Linked DNA regions of Homo sapiens: regions 1 and 3 are each linked to region 2. The links are chromatin contacts, found by Hi-C in ENCODE. All regions are on one chromosome and are shown on one strand. The core of a region is the stretch at or near the end of the contact, and the rest is flanking DNA. Distances in the headings are between cores, read along the strand shown.

Evidence for each region. A loop is a pair of places that touch in the nucleus more often than their neighbours do. Pooled maps may share reads with other maps.
Region 1: a loop to region 2 is called in a pooled map, with 9 times the contacts of the local background. The contact joins the promoter of TEX261 here to the promoter of GFPT1 in region 2. A Hi-C loop is called at or near these places in 5 of 50 pooled maps.
Region 3: a loop to region 2 is called in a map of CD8-positive, alpha-beta T cell, with 5 times the contacts of the local background. The contact joins the promoter of NAGK here to the promoter of GFPT1 in region 2. A Hi-C loop is called at or near these places in 1 of 168 maps with a recorded cell type or tissue (CD8-positive, alpha-beta T cell), 1 of 37 single-sample maps with no recorded cell type and 7 of 50 pooled maps.

Annotation. Positions count from the first base shown.
Region 1 is chr2:70,991,397-70,996,230 of GRCh38, forward strand. It overlaps TEX261 (testis expressed 261), which reads right to left and starts at 3,477. Exons shown (of 6, transcript NM_144582.3): 1 at 3,292-3,477; 2 at 2,300-2,379; 3 at 434-587. The coding sequence starts at 3,361. RefSeq lists silencers at 3,049-3,138, 3,169-3,698 and an enhancer at 4,239-4,288.
Region 2 is chr2:69,384,083-69,388,574 of GRCh38, forward strand. It overlaps GFPT1 (glutamine--fructose-6-phosphate transaminase 1), which reads right to left and starts at 3,145. Exons shown (of 20, transcript NM_001244710.2): 1 at 2,983-3,145. The coding sequence starts at 2,989. RefSeq lists silencers at 2,725-3,394, 3,455-3,564 and an enhancer at 2,937-3,496.
Region 3 is chr2:71,066,815-71,071,203 of GRCh38, forward strand. NAGK (N-acetylglucosamine kinase) reads left to right here and starts at 1,834. Exons shown (of 10, transcript NM_017567.6): 1 at 1,834-1,898; 2 at 3,688-3,772; 3 at 3,927-4,025. The coding sequence starts at 1,870. RefSeq lists a silencer at 2,060-2,119.

The DNA.
Region 1 (4,834 bases), core at 2,227-4,726, 1.6 Mb after region 2:
CAAGGTGCTCACAGCCCCATGAGGCTCCAGTCCTAACAATGACTTTGGGTCAGAGGACTGGACGGACAGCTGCCTGCCTACCGGAAGGGCTTTGGGCTTTTTCTGGCCAAGTGGTTTTTTTGAGGCTGGAACTGCTCAGTTGGGGGCCCTGCCTCAGCCAATCCACAACCTCTTCTTTCCCAAACTCTCCTTCAAACTTACCTCTCTGGGAAAGCCCTCCCTGTCTGAGTCCCCAGCCCCAACAAATTCTATTCACTAGAGCCAAGGTGGGCTCTAGAGTCCTCAGCAGTAAGAACCGCATCTTCCCAACTAGCCTGGCTTCCTGGAGGACTTCAACAGCTGGCTTCCTTTTTCTGTATCCCCTTTAGTGCCCAGGATGGAGATGGGCACACCCAACCACATCAGCTGCCTCCCCAACTCTGTCCCCTCTCACCACACGACAGGATGAAGTTAGGCGAGGTCAGCATGATGAAGGGGAAGGTCTGGAGGAGGCCAAAGTAGACGAGGTTGGTGAATAGGCCCACTCCAATCATGCTGGTGGGGAAGCGCTCAAAGACGTAGAGGCCAATCAGTACAGCGGTGGAGAACTGAAACAACCAGAGGCAGACAGTGCAGGGCGCTTCTTCCAGGCAACGTTCCTGGACTCACCAACCCCCAGCCCGCTCTGGGCAGCACTAGGTTCATGCTTCAATCTCCTCATTTCACAGGTCTGGCCTCCCCAGCTAGGTTCTCTGCTCCCAAAAGGCAACATTTTTTTTTTTTTTTTTGAGACGGAGTCTCACTCTGTCATCCAGGCTGGAGTGCAGTGGCGCGATCTCCTGGATTCAAGCAATTCTCTTGCCTCAGCCTCCTGAGTAGTTGGGACTACAGGCATGCACAACCACGCCCAGCTAATTTTTGTGTCTTTAGTAGAGACAGGGTTTTGCCATGTTGGCCAGGCTGGTCTCAAACTTCTGATGGCCTCCCAAAGTGCTGGGATTACAGGTGTGAGCCACCGCACCCAGCCCATTTCTCAAACTTTTTGACAGCAACCCACAGTAAGAAAAACATCTGCCAGGCGAGGTGGCTCACGCCTGGAATCCCAACACTTTGGGAGGCCAAGGCAGGCAGATCACCTGAGGTTGGGAGTTTGTGACCAGCCTGACCAACATGGAGAAACCCCATCTCTACTAAAAATACAAAATTAGCCAGGCATGGTGGCACATGCCTATAATCCCAGCTACTCGGGAGGCTGAGGCAGGAGAATCGCTTGAACCCAGGAGGCAGAGGTTGCGGTGAGCTGAGATTGTGCCACTGCACTCCAGCCTGGGTAATAAGAGCGAAACTCCATCTCAAAAAAAAAAAAAGAAAAAGAAAAACATTTTACACTGTGACCCCAACACATATATACATATATATGATTCAAAGCTCAAATTTCAATTCTATTTATGTTCCTTTTTTTAAAAAATGCTGATTGTGACCTACTATACAGCCAAATAATGAATCATGCCTACAGTTTGAAAAACACTACTGATAAGTACCTACAGTTGTCAGTGCTTAGCAAATGACAGTTGGCTGAATGAAGGGCTAATTACTGTGCCAACACCCACAAGCTGGGCCTCTGGACCAGAGCTGAGGGCTATAGTCTTGCCTCCACTGTGAACTCCCAACCTCAGCCATGCCCAGAGTGCACATGGCTGCTGACACCAGGCGACTTGAGGGGCTGTGGACGCTTTCTCTCCAATGGCACCCCTACCCCCAGCCTTTCCTGCAGCTGAAGGAAGTCTGTCCACCAGCAGTCACCCCTATGGCTTTGATATCAGTGGCAAGGACTGTGTCTTCAGTAAGAGAAGCCTCCCATGAGACCAGGGAAGGGCGAGGGCAGCGAAGCTGTGCCGATCTTAGGACAAATCACTTGATCCGATTAGAAAGATGGCAATGAACATATATGCAAAACTGTCTTATGGCTCCTCTAAGTTTTAAATGCTGTGAGCAGAGCAAAGGGCTAAAGACAGCGGGAGAGAGCTAAGCAAAGTCAAATCTACGGTCTTGTCAACAGAGAAGTACACTTCGCTGTCACCTTAAGGACTAGAGCACAAGGCCTGCAGTGAAACAATGCCACTTGGGGAAGGCGGCCAGGGAAGATCTGGGCCCAGGAGTGCAGACCCAAAAGACAGCGTTCAGGGCAAGGAGGTAAGAGTGTATGCTCAGGAAACAGCAGAGACACAGGCCTCATCATCCATGCCAAACTCTCCCCACTTCCTGCTTTTGAGGCAGGGCAAAAGAGTGAGGAGGACTCCTGGAGAAAGATGCCACTTACCCAGATCATGTATTTTATGATCCTGCTGGTGGCCACTGTGTATTCTTCTATCAGTTCTGCCAGGTAATAGAGTCCAGCCGCTGCAGGGTGGGAGGCAGGGAGACTATCAGCCAGGGTCACTCCCACCATCCTGGTCACCCCTCTCTCTGCAGCCCAGTCCCCATCCACCCTTCATGGACCCCAGAAGGTCAAGAACAAACCAAACATCCCATGTGTTGCCCTTCCAAGTCTGGAGAAGTAAAACTTTCTTAGGGCAACTAAGGACAAATCTCATAAAAATCAACGAAAGTCTGCATTTGATGCCACAGTACAATGATAACCTCTGGCTCAGAAAACGGAATTTCACGTATTCAATAAACACCTGCTGGGCACTTGGCATGAGCCAGGTCCCTGGGCTGAGAATACAGCTGAAAAAGACAGACAAGGGTCCTTCCCTGACCCAGCTTGGGAAAGGGAAGGGGAACAGTAGGGAGAGACAGACGAGTTTAGTGTGAGAAATGCTACTTTAGGGAAAGGACAGGGCACTGCTGGACCATCAACCCCTGTGGACTTCCCGGAAAAGATGACATCTCAACTGAGGCCGAATGGGAACCAGCCAGAGGAGAAGTGTCAAAGGTGGAGAGAGCAGGGAGCATGAAGGGCCAGAGGCGCAAAGGCGGCGGTAGGCGTTGGGGAAAAGTTCCGCGCGGCAGGCCCGCGAAGAGTGGGAGCCGCAGCGGTTAGCGGTCCGCAGACGCGGGGGCGGCACTCGAGTCACCCTTTCTCGGGCAGTGCCGGAGCGGACTCTGTGACACCTGGAAGGAGCCACGGTCAGGCCGGGCTGCCAGGCTCGACAGGAGGGGCAGGATCAGGCGGGAAGGGGTTGGGGCGGCGAAGGCCGGGAGCGCCGGGCAGTGGTCCCCCGAGTGGCTCCGAAACCCCCGCGATGCGACCCCCAACGAGCACCGATGCCGGGGCGGGAGCCCGCGCGGGCCGGGGTCGTGCAGTCTCACCGACAGCCAGCGTGATGAAGGCCACCTGGATGAAGAGCGACAGCCAGCTCAGCAGGTACATGAACCACATGGCGCCCCCACCCGCCCGCTCCCCGGCCACCGGGACGGGCCTGCGCGCTTCGGCTCCGGCGACACACAGCCGCCACCGCCGCCGCCGCCGCCGCGTCCCCGCCCCGCGGACGACAGGACGACGGTGCGCCGCCGCCGAGAGGAGCCCGGCCCTAGCGCTGCCCGGGGCCAGGCTCGCGCTAGCGCCGCCCGCCGGAGAGGAGGGCCAACCGCCGCTGCCCCGCCAGGATCCCCCGCTCCACTGAGGGGAATGAATGCAGACCGCTGCAGCCAGAGGGAGGCGGGACGGTGCCCAGGGGCGGAGACGACCAAGCGCCCATACTGGGGCTCGGAGTGCAGCCTCCAGTCCCTCCCTGTGCACTCCCGTACCAGCCTGGAGGTGGTCCAGGGCCGGACAGGGCCGCCCGACCGCGCCCCAGCAACCTCCCCAGAACCTGCCTCCCGGCAGGTTGCGGACAAGTCTGTCTCTTGCTATCGCAGGTGATAGGGACAAAATTATTGAATTCCTAATATGTGCCACGCTCTGTGATAAAGGCGAGGTGTGTTCTTGTCGGAAATTTGAGCAGATAATGTAAATCATTTTATAGACGGGGAAGCCGGGGCCAAAGGAAGTTGCCCTGGGTCATGCACCTAGGAAGCGGCACAATCAGGAGTTGGGGTGATTTTAATCGGTCATCCTCCGGCCTAATTCCCCTCTAGGCTGTTCTTTTGGGGTACATTCTGCACCTTTGTATCGCCTGCACCTCACCCCTTGCCGGGCACGCAGGGCGTCCGCTAGGCGCTGGATGCATTTACTACACCTCTGGGAGGGTTCCTGAGGGGCACCTGGAACCGGTTAGTCCTTGTCAACAAGTCTCCCATCTAGTGGCGGAGACAGGCATGCAAAATAAAGTATGTAGAACAAGAGTCTAGTAGGCTTATTTCAGAATCATATTTTTCCTGCATAAAAATACGTATTCCTAAAAAAAACAATTACCGTATGATTTAGCAATTCTACTTCTGGGTATATACCCAAAAGAACTGAGAAAGCAGAGACATTTGTATACCAATATTCATAGCATTATTCACAATGGTCAGAAGAGGGAAGCAACCCAAATGTCCATCGGTTGACGAAAAGATAGACATAAAGTGCTATAAACATACAATGGAATATTATCTAGCCTTAAAATGAAGTGAAATTCTGACACATGCTACAACATCAATGAACCTTGAAGGCATGATGCTAAGTGAAATAAGCCAAATAGGGAAGGACACACATTGTATGATTCCCCTCATATGAGGTACCCAGAGTAGTCAAAATCATGGGCAGAAAGTTAAATGGTGCTTGCCAGGGTCTGGGGGACAAAGAATGGGGAGTTACTTTTTAATGGATACAGGGTTTCAGTTTGGGAAGATGGATGGTGCTGATGGCATCACAACAGTGTGAATGTGCTTAATGTCACTGAATTGTATACAGTGTTACAGAATTGTAAAA
Region 2 (4,492 bases), core at 1,895-4,394:
CCAAACTACCAAGAAAAAGGAAGATAAAATAAATTTGGAAAATAGACACACTATTCTTCTCTGGGAGATTCTCAATGCTTATTATTAATACATTAAAGATTCCAAGAAATCCTCCAATCAAAAAACAAAACAAAACATTACCACGCGATTTAATATGTTGCTTCCCAAATTTACTGGACCAGAGGATCTTTTTTCCTAACACTTATTAACATCCCAATACAAGCTGGTAAACATATCAATTTTATCAGTATATCTGATTGAAAAAAAGCACATCAGAATCTTCAATCCTCATTCTTCTGCTTCAACAATGCACAACGTTGAAATAAAATAATCTTTTAGGCAAATTTAACTAGGGCCGGGTAAGGTGGCTCACTCCTGTAATCCCAGCACTTTGGGAGGCTGTGGTAGGTGGATTACCTGAGGTCAGCAGACCAGTCTGGTCAACATGGTGAAACCCCACCTCTACCAAAAATGCAAAAATTAGCCAGGTGTGGTGGTACACCCCTGTAATCCCAGCTACTCGGGAGGTTGAACCCCGGAGACAGAGGCTGCAGTGAGCCAAGATCATGCCGCTGCACTCCAGCCTGGGCGACAGAGAGAGGCCCCGTCACAAAAAAAAAAAAAAAAAAAGAAAAAAGAAAGAAAGAAAAGAAAGAAGAGAAAGAAAGAAAGAGAGAGAAAGAAGAAAGAAAGAAAAAGAAAGAAAGAAAGAAAAGAAAAGAAAGAAGGAAAGAAAGAGAAAAACTTAACTAGATAGCAAGTAATCAGAAAGTAAGCTTCCAGATTTTCCCATCTAGTCTAATTTTCACTCCATTTCTCTGCTCAGGAATTTTAGTTCAATGACTAAGATGTGGGAGGAAAATAATGACACTCATCTTCTTATCTTTCAGAATTTACATTAGAGAGAAAATAAATTCTGAACCCTATCCCTAGAATCAGGCAAAACCGTGGTATGACTTAAAAGCAGGACCTCAGAAATGCCTCAAATATTCACTTTTTATTTCTTCAATACCTGTTTCCTCAGCCGTAAAACTCTATGGAATGGAGACACAAACTATGTGAAAACTCCCAACATTTAGTCTCCACCCTAAAGGTATCTCCCTTATCTGAACCTGATTTCCATATCTGATTTATTTATTTATATTTATTTATCATTTTTGAGATGGAGTTTTGCTCTTTTTTACCCAGGCTGGATTACAATGGCGCGATCCCGGCTCACTGCAACCTCCACCTCCTGGGTTCAAGCAATTCTCCTGCCTCAGCCTCCCGAGTAGCTGGGATTACAGGCGCGTACCACCACGCCCAGCTAATTTTGTATTTTTAGTAGACATGGAGTTTCACCACGTTGGCCAGGCTAGTCTTGAACTCCTGAGCTCAGGTGATCCACCTGCCTCGGCCTCCCAAAGTGCTGAGATTATAGGCGGGAGCCACCACGCCCAGCGCTGATTTATTTATTTATTTATTTTTTTTTCAGTAAGTACTTTGACTACGTTTTTTTCTTGGAACATGATGAAATGACCTGCAACCAGAATGTTGAGTACTTGATGAGGCACACCCCTCATCATTCAGGAACAGTTAACTACCAAATGAAGCACACTGGAGATTGACCAGTTTGCAAATTCACTACTTCACAGCTCCAAACTAAATGCAAAACCATTCTACTAAGTAGACACTGCAAAAGTCTGATTCTGAAGTCAGCTCTACTCTAATAATTTCAGTAAGCTATTTATAGGTGTTTCTGTTTTTATGTGGGTTTTTTTTTAATCTACTCTAAATTTAAACCTGCTCCTCATTTTCAGAAGCTGAAATGAGCATAAAGTTAAATACAGGAAATATATACACTAACGAGTACAATCCACCTCCTGTTCAGTTCCTTCGTGTAAAAGGCTGCAAATAAGAAGTCTCCCAGAGAGTTTTCAATTCTCTTACAATGGTACTTCCCTTTAAAAAAAAAAAAAAAAAGTGTACTTTCTTCCAGGGATAAAGTCGGTTGTAAATTTCAATAAGAAAGGTAAGAATACAATTATTTTTACTGGCAATAGCCAAATTAACACCAATTTTAGAAGATATCAGTCATGTCAGACACGATTCTCAAAGTCTCTTTCACTAACACTTAGGTCATAATAAACGACTCTCAAAACATGGAATAAAAGGGCCTAACCTTAATTTTTTAAGGCTCTAGGAAAGATATTTGCTCAACTTTCCATAGCTAGTATTTTTAATGGATGCACATGCAAGGGATAAATGATATTTTTCATAGTTGGTATTCTAAAGGGGTATACATCCAAGGTATAACTGATATTTTTCAGAGCTGGCATTTTTAATGGGTGCACACGCAAATGATAAATTATGTATAACCTATCGCCACAGACATTTGAAGGCCTCTTCCACCAGAGGATCAGGTCTAAGCCCATGAACCAAGTTATTGATTAGCAATGGTTTCTGTTGAGACAAGGGATGGCAGGAAGTATCACGTTTAATGGCACTACCGTGGCTCTAGCTAGGGTCTGTTTTCTATTGGGCCTCCCCAGAAACAAGTAAAATATTTTTTTAAAGATTTTTAGAAAAATGCAAGGTAAGTTCAAGAGACCTCGCCCGAGGTTCCACAGGTTTCCTCACTCACCTGGTGGGCCCTTTTGAAGGCAACCCCCTCCACACCTCAATTCCCTCAGCTCTCTCCTCCTTTTTCAATAAAGGCGTTTCTCTCCCCTTTCGGTTCCTTCTCCGCGCCAAGGCGCCCGCTAGCCCCCGGCAAAGGGGGCCCGCCTTCCTCTCAGGTGCCTTTCTCCCGGCCGCCACCCCCTCTCCCGCCCGTGGATGCCGGCCCCCGCCCCCGCAGCCACCACTGGGCGCCCCTTGCCCATCACCCAGACTTCGCACCCTCCACACTCCCGCTTCCGCCCGTCGCCTTGGGCCTTAGCGGCACCCGCACCGCACCCCAGCGCCACCCGGCAACACGCCCCCCGCTCCCGGCCCCCTTACCACACATGATGCCGGAGACACGGCCCGCGAGGCCAGGGGCGAGTGGCTGGCGGGATCGGGGGTGCACACACGAGCTTCGGTGGGCAATCTGCGGGCTCGGGGGCCGGGGTGGCGCCGACACGACTCCCTCGGGGATGCGACGGCCAAGGCAACGACAGCCTTCTCCGCCTCCCGGGCTCCGCCAGCAACCGCCGCCGGGCCCCGCCCCTCGGCGCGCAGCGCGCCGCCGCCCGTAGGCTCCATTGAACCGCTCACGCGCCGCTCACGCGCAAGTCCCGCCTCCCAGCGCTGCCCCGCCCCCCGAGCCCACGCAGGCGCTGGACTGCTGGCGGCGGCGACGTGGCAGTGGCTCGTGGCCGCGTCCGCCTGGAGTTCCTGGAGACGCCCGCCCCGGGGCGAGCCGCGGGAGGGACCGAGCCGAGAGGGAGGGAGAAACTCAGCACCTGGCAGGGAATGACGGAAAGAGAAGGATGGAATTGTTAGCAAAGCAATAGCCCGGGTGCGTGCCCCGTGCAGCCCCAGGCCCCAGGCGCCAGCACTGCACGAAGCGAGGAAAGAGGAGGAAAAAAGCAGGAAGTATGAAAAGGGAATCCTGGGGAACATAAGGCTGAAAAAAATTGCAAAGAATTAGGTTGAGGTGGGAGGAGAGAGATAACAAAATTCTTGACTGTAAAGCCCCAAAGGTCAGCCTCTCTGGTAATAAGCAATTCAATTCCTTGTGTAATATGCTTGGCCCCTAAAAGCCCTCCGCATCCGTTGCCTCCATAACCCTCAGTTTATTGTGGAGGGGTAGAGGAGGAATGTAAGGCTCAACTATCCGACTATGAGCCTGGACGTAAGAAACTGCTGGCCCACCTCCTCCCATGACCCACCTGAGACGGCTAGGAATTCCCTAGCTTTAACAGCCGCGCGTTTGACTTACGAACGATTCATTCTATGAATTAATGCGCCATGTCTGACAAGAGAGACTTGATTAGAGAGGGATGATGTTTCTGAGAATTTATTACCTGGGCATTTGCTTTAAACAGCCTTAAATGGTATCTTTAGTCAAATGTGGAGTAATCAGAACTCTATAATGGCTCTAGAGTAGAGTAGTATCAAAAACGTACATGGCACACAGAATTCCTGGAGTGCTGACTGCTGTTCATGTGTCTGGTCTTAGCCTGCTGACTGCTGTTCATGTGTCTGGTCTTAGCCGTCCTTCCAGCCCTATACACTCCCAACAGGCTCAACAGGTAGTTCCTCAACTGGGCCAAGATTCTCAAATCTTTTGCACACTTTGGTTACTCTGCATAGAATCCCCACCACGTCTCTGTTTAGATGCTACCTCTTCAGGAAAGCCTTTTTTATCCCCCCTAGACAGACTTGGAGACATGCATTAACCTCTTACTCTTTGAGCTACTCACTGTAAAGAAATATTCTTTGATATTTTATGATTTTCTGTATTTTCCCACTGGGCTGTAAGTTTCTTGAAGCTAGAACTAGATTTTACATACCCAACACTTTTAGA
Region 3 (4,389 bases), core at 584-3,083, 1.7 Mb after region 2:
ATAGTGACTAATGAGGTATCTTACACTCTTTTTTTGTAGTAAGTCTTTGAAATCCTGTGTGTATTCTACATTGACGGGACATCTCATTTTGGACTAACCACATTTCAAGTGCTCAGTATTCACATATGGATACTGTGCAGGACAGCACACACTAATTGGTAATGTAAATACAAGTTAGTTAAGATCTGTGAAGTACTTTATGGTTTCCAAAACTCTTTTGGCATTTAAATCTTGCGTCAGCCCCAGCAGGTAGATGTTTATCATTTCCATTTTGTAGAGGAGAGGCTGCAGCAATTACCTGTAAGTCACCCAAGCTCATCCAGCTAGTAAATGGTGAACTCAATTCTTGTCTTAAACCTGGGCACTTTCCCTTTTGCTTGCTTGCCTAAACAAGCAATACAAAGACAAACTTAATATTTATACACATACGTCCCATGGCTCATTGCAGTAGTACAGGACAGAAACAATTATTTCAAAATCCACCTACAATCTAGTCTCCAAAAATCCTGCCCAGTTTAATTGCACCACAATCTACTAACTGTAATTCTAAAAATGTGTATGTTGGATAATCTTCCAGCTCTAAAGTGCTGTGAATTAAAAAAATGCCATAGGCAGGCATAAAAAAATCCTACCCTCTATTATATTCTCCATCTGATATAGAATATATGATATATATTCTATAAATGAATACATGATACAGAGTCTATCATGTAGTGATTTACTTTTTACTTTTGTGAATTACAACGTGGTAGGGTAGGAAATGAGAAAGCTTAAAAAGCCTAATTTTCTCACTAAAGCATAACCAGACACAGCAGCCTATTAGGGGTTTCTCCAGAAGATGGCAGGCAGTCAAGGGGGACAGAGTTCGACCCGCGACAGGCCAACTGATTTCCCCAAAAAGATGCCAAGGGCAGCTAACCGCCCTCCTGGCCCGCGAAGCTGCTCCTTGAGGGCCCAAAACTTCCCGGAGGAGCCAGAGGAGGCCCTCAGGAGCCACAGCTCTCCCTGACTTGGCCTGTATTTGCACCCCTAGGGATCCCATTCCCTTTCCCGACGCAGCGCAAGGAAGGGGAGCGGAATGGGGGCTGAAAGGCAATAAAAAACTTGTAAAGCCGTATCTGCTAGTTCTCCCAGTGGGCTATGTCCCTGCAAATATCCTCCACAAGAAGTAAACTGGGTGGGTAGGAAGAGGTGAAGGCTCCCTCCTCAGGGCTGCCGGGACCGCCTCGAGGGCTTGTCTGTTTAGGTCCCAATTCCTCCCGGATCCGTACATTCACACGAGCGCAGGGCAACAATCTGAGCGAGTGTTCGTGTGTGCCCGTGTGACTCGCCATCGCGTGGCAGATGTTCAGTAGAACATTACAGTAATTTCTGTTACAGGTCCATGGGCGCAGGTCCCTGAGCCCACAGCTTCGCGGGGGTCTGGCCGAGCATGCGTCACAACCTACGCGGCCAAGAGCAGTGCGCACGCGCAACCTAACGCGGGACTGCCAGCAACTTCCGGGCGTTTACAGGCAGGCAGGTCAGTGATGTGTCCTAAGGGTCCGACCGACCTAGATACCCCTCTTTGATTCCTCCTCTTGGGATTAGTGTCCATCTCTGGAAGCAGGATCCAGGAGGACGGGAGGGGCCGCTGCGGACCGCAGTCGCTCCACCTGGAGGAGACACCAGAAGGAAGACAGCCTGAGGGACGCAGCCATCCCCGGCTCCTACCGGCGCCCCGCCCCGCGCATGCGCACGCGCACAGGGAGTCAGCTGGCTGCGCGGGAGGTCACGGGAAGTGGGGCGGTGCCCAGACAGCTGGAGGGAAGGAGGTGTCAGGCGGGGAGAGACGCAAACGGCGGGACCAGCAGCGACGGTAGCAGCAGCATGGCCGCGATCTATGGGGGTGTAGAGGGGTGAGTGCGGCCCGGCGGAGGGAGCCTGGGCCCGAAGGCGGGGCGGAAGGCCGTGGCCAGCCTGGCAAGCTGGTGGCCTTGATCCTCGGCGTCCGGGCACTTTGGGCGGCGGGACCTTGCGGTGAAGAGGTGTGTGCACGCGCAGGGGCGCCCTGGAGCGCACAGCTGTATGCCTTACGGGGACTCTGCCTGTGCAACAGCCACACCCCGGGTTGGGGATCCTTTGTGTTTCTTGGCGGAACCACGCCCCTTTCTTCCACGAAACACCCACTCCGCTGTCTTCAGCTGGAGAAGCAGCTCCTTTTTCCTATTCCTGACCTCGGACAGAGTTTTGCAGAACAGGTGTCAGGTGTGAAATTGCTGAGCGCGGGCAGGGTGGGGAGTGGGAGTGGGGAGAAGCGGGACAAAGATCTTGGCTGAGGTTATCCGGGAGCTGGAGCAGCTGCGAGCCAGAGTACTAGGTTGTCCTGATGTCTGAAAACCGCTCCATCCCTGTTGGCCTTCCATGCTGCTTTCACTAGATTGCATTTTTCTGCTCAGAAGCTTGTTTACTGAACTTTTTGTAATAGCTCTGCCCCTGGGTATGACCATGGACAAGATATTTACCCTCCCTGGGCTACAGTTACCGTATGTGCAAAGTGAGGATAGGGATAAATAAGATCGCTATGTCCCTGCCAGTGGCAACATTCTGTGAATCTGAGTTTGTCAAATCAGGGAATAATGGGGGTCGCTGGCCTCTCAGCCAGGGCACTGTACTTTCGAATCTGTGATTGTTTTCACTTCTCTGGCAGCCACACCCCACTGCTGATTCACAGACCCCAAAGTCTTTTCACATGAATTGTTAGGAATGATCTTTCCCATCCTGTATTTGTAGCACTTAAAAAAAACAGTATAGGAGTCTGCATTCATCCTTGTTATAGTCATCTGTAAGATATGACCCGTTTCTTCCAGTTCGTCAAGACATGCTTTTGGATGTGGAATCTGCCACCTCATGTATTAACTACCCCCTTGAAATTTCATGTCCTCTTTGAGTTTGATGAGCGGTCTTCAGTGTCTTCTTCTGCCATTCCTAAAAGTAATGATCAATAAAGAAACATATATCCCATCACCACAGATCTCCCTGTGAACTACTGTGACCCCCAGTAATCAACATTTGAAGGTTTAGTTGCTTAAGTATGTATGAAGTCACCCTGCCATCTGGTCAGCATTTCTAGCAAAGGTGTCTTGAAGACCTTGGCAGCTGGATCTTGAAATGCAGTCTTTAGCTATTGTGAGGGAAGCAGAGAGATGTGCCATTTTTCTTAGGAGTGTTTGCTGAGCATTGCCTGTGCCAGCTCCTGTGCTCGTTCTGAGAGGGTAAGTAAGTGATCAGGAGCTTGACCCAGTGGAGCTTGAAGTCTAGTGAGAGGCGGACACAAAGCGTCTGAACACACACTTCATACAGAGGAGACTTTAATAACTTTGGAGGCACTATGAAGGTTTAACTAACGGAGACTTAACTAATTCGTTGGGGTGGGCCACACCTCAGAAAAGGTTTCGAGGACTAGGTGAAGCGTAAGTAGAGTCTTGCAGGATAAGGAGGACATCCCCAAGGGAAGAGGAGTGAGAATTATGTTTCAGTTAAAGAGCACTCAAACACTGAACCACAGAGGCGGGTTTGGGAGTGGTGATTGAGTTTGTCGAAGCTGTCTCCTCCATCATACTGGGCTCTGCCAGTGTGGACAGCACAAGCTTAGCTCTCTCTGTGGGTTTTTCCGAGCAAGATCAAGTGCCCTCTTGTGTTCTGTAGGGGAGGCACACGATCCGAGGTCCTTTTAGTCTCAGAGGATGGGAAGATCCTGGCAGAAGCAGATGGACTGAGCACAAACCACTGGGTAAAAACCACACTGAGGGGATCAGAGGGCTTGGTTCTGATTTTATTCTCTGTAATTCCTGTTGAGGTGGTGGCTGGGACTCACAGAGCAGCCTGTGGGGGCAACATAGCTTCTGTAAGCCTTTGTAACTCCTTCTTCCCTTGATTGGGGCCAGCTGATCGGGACAGACAAGTGTGTGGAGAGGATCAATGAGATGGTGAACAGGGCCAAACGGAAAGCAGGGGTGGATCCTCTGGTACCGCTGCGAAGCTTGGTGAGTCTGGGGCGGAGCCTGGGAATTCAGCCATCTGTGACACTGAGACAGCTAGCAAGTTTGGACTAGATGAGTTTGATGACTGCAGAGGGAAAGACCTCCAAGACTTAGTCCCTGGTGTCAAAACTGTCATAATCTCACCCAGTCTCATGGCTTCAGTTGCCACCTACAAACTACAAATGTGTTGGAAGAGCACAGGGCTTTGGAGAGCTGCTGAGACCTTGGTTTGAATCCCAGCTTTGCTGCTCAGTATCTGCGTAACCCTGTGTAGGTTACTCACCTTCTCTAAGCCTCAGTTTCCTCATTTGGAAAATGTGAATAGTAGCTACCTCAGAGTTGTTGGGAAAGTAAAATGGCATGATAC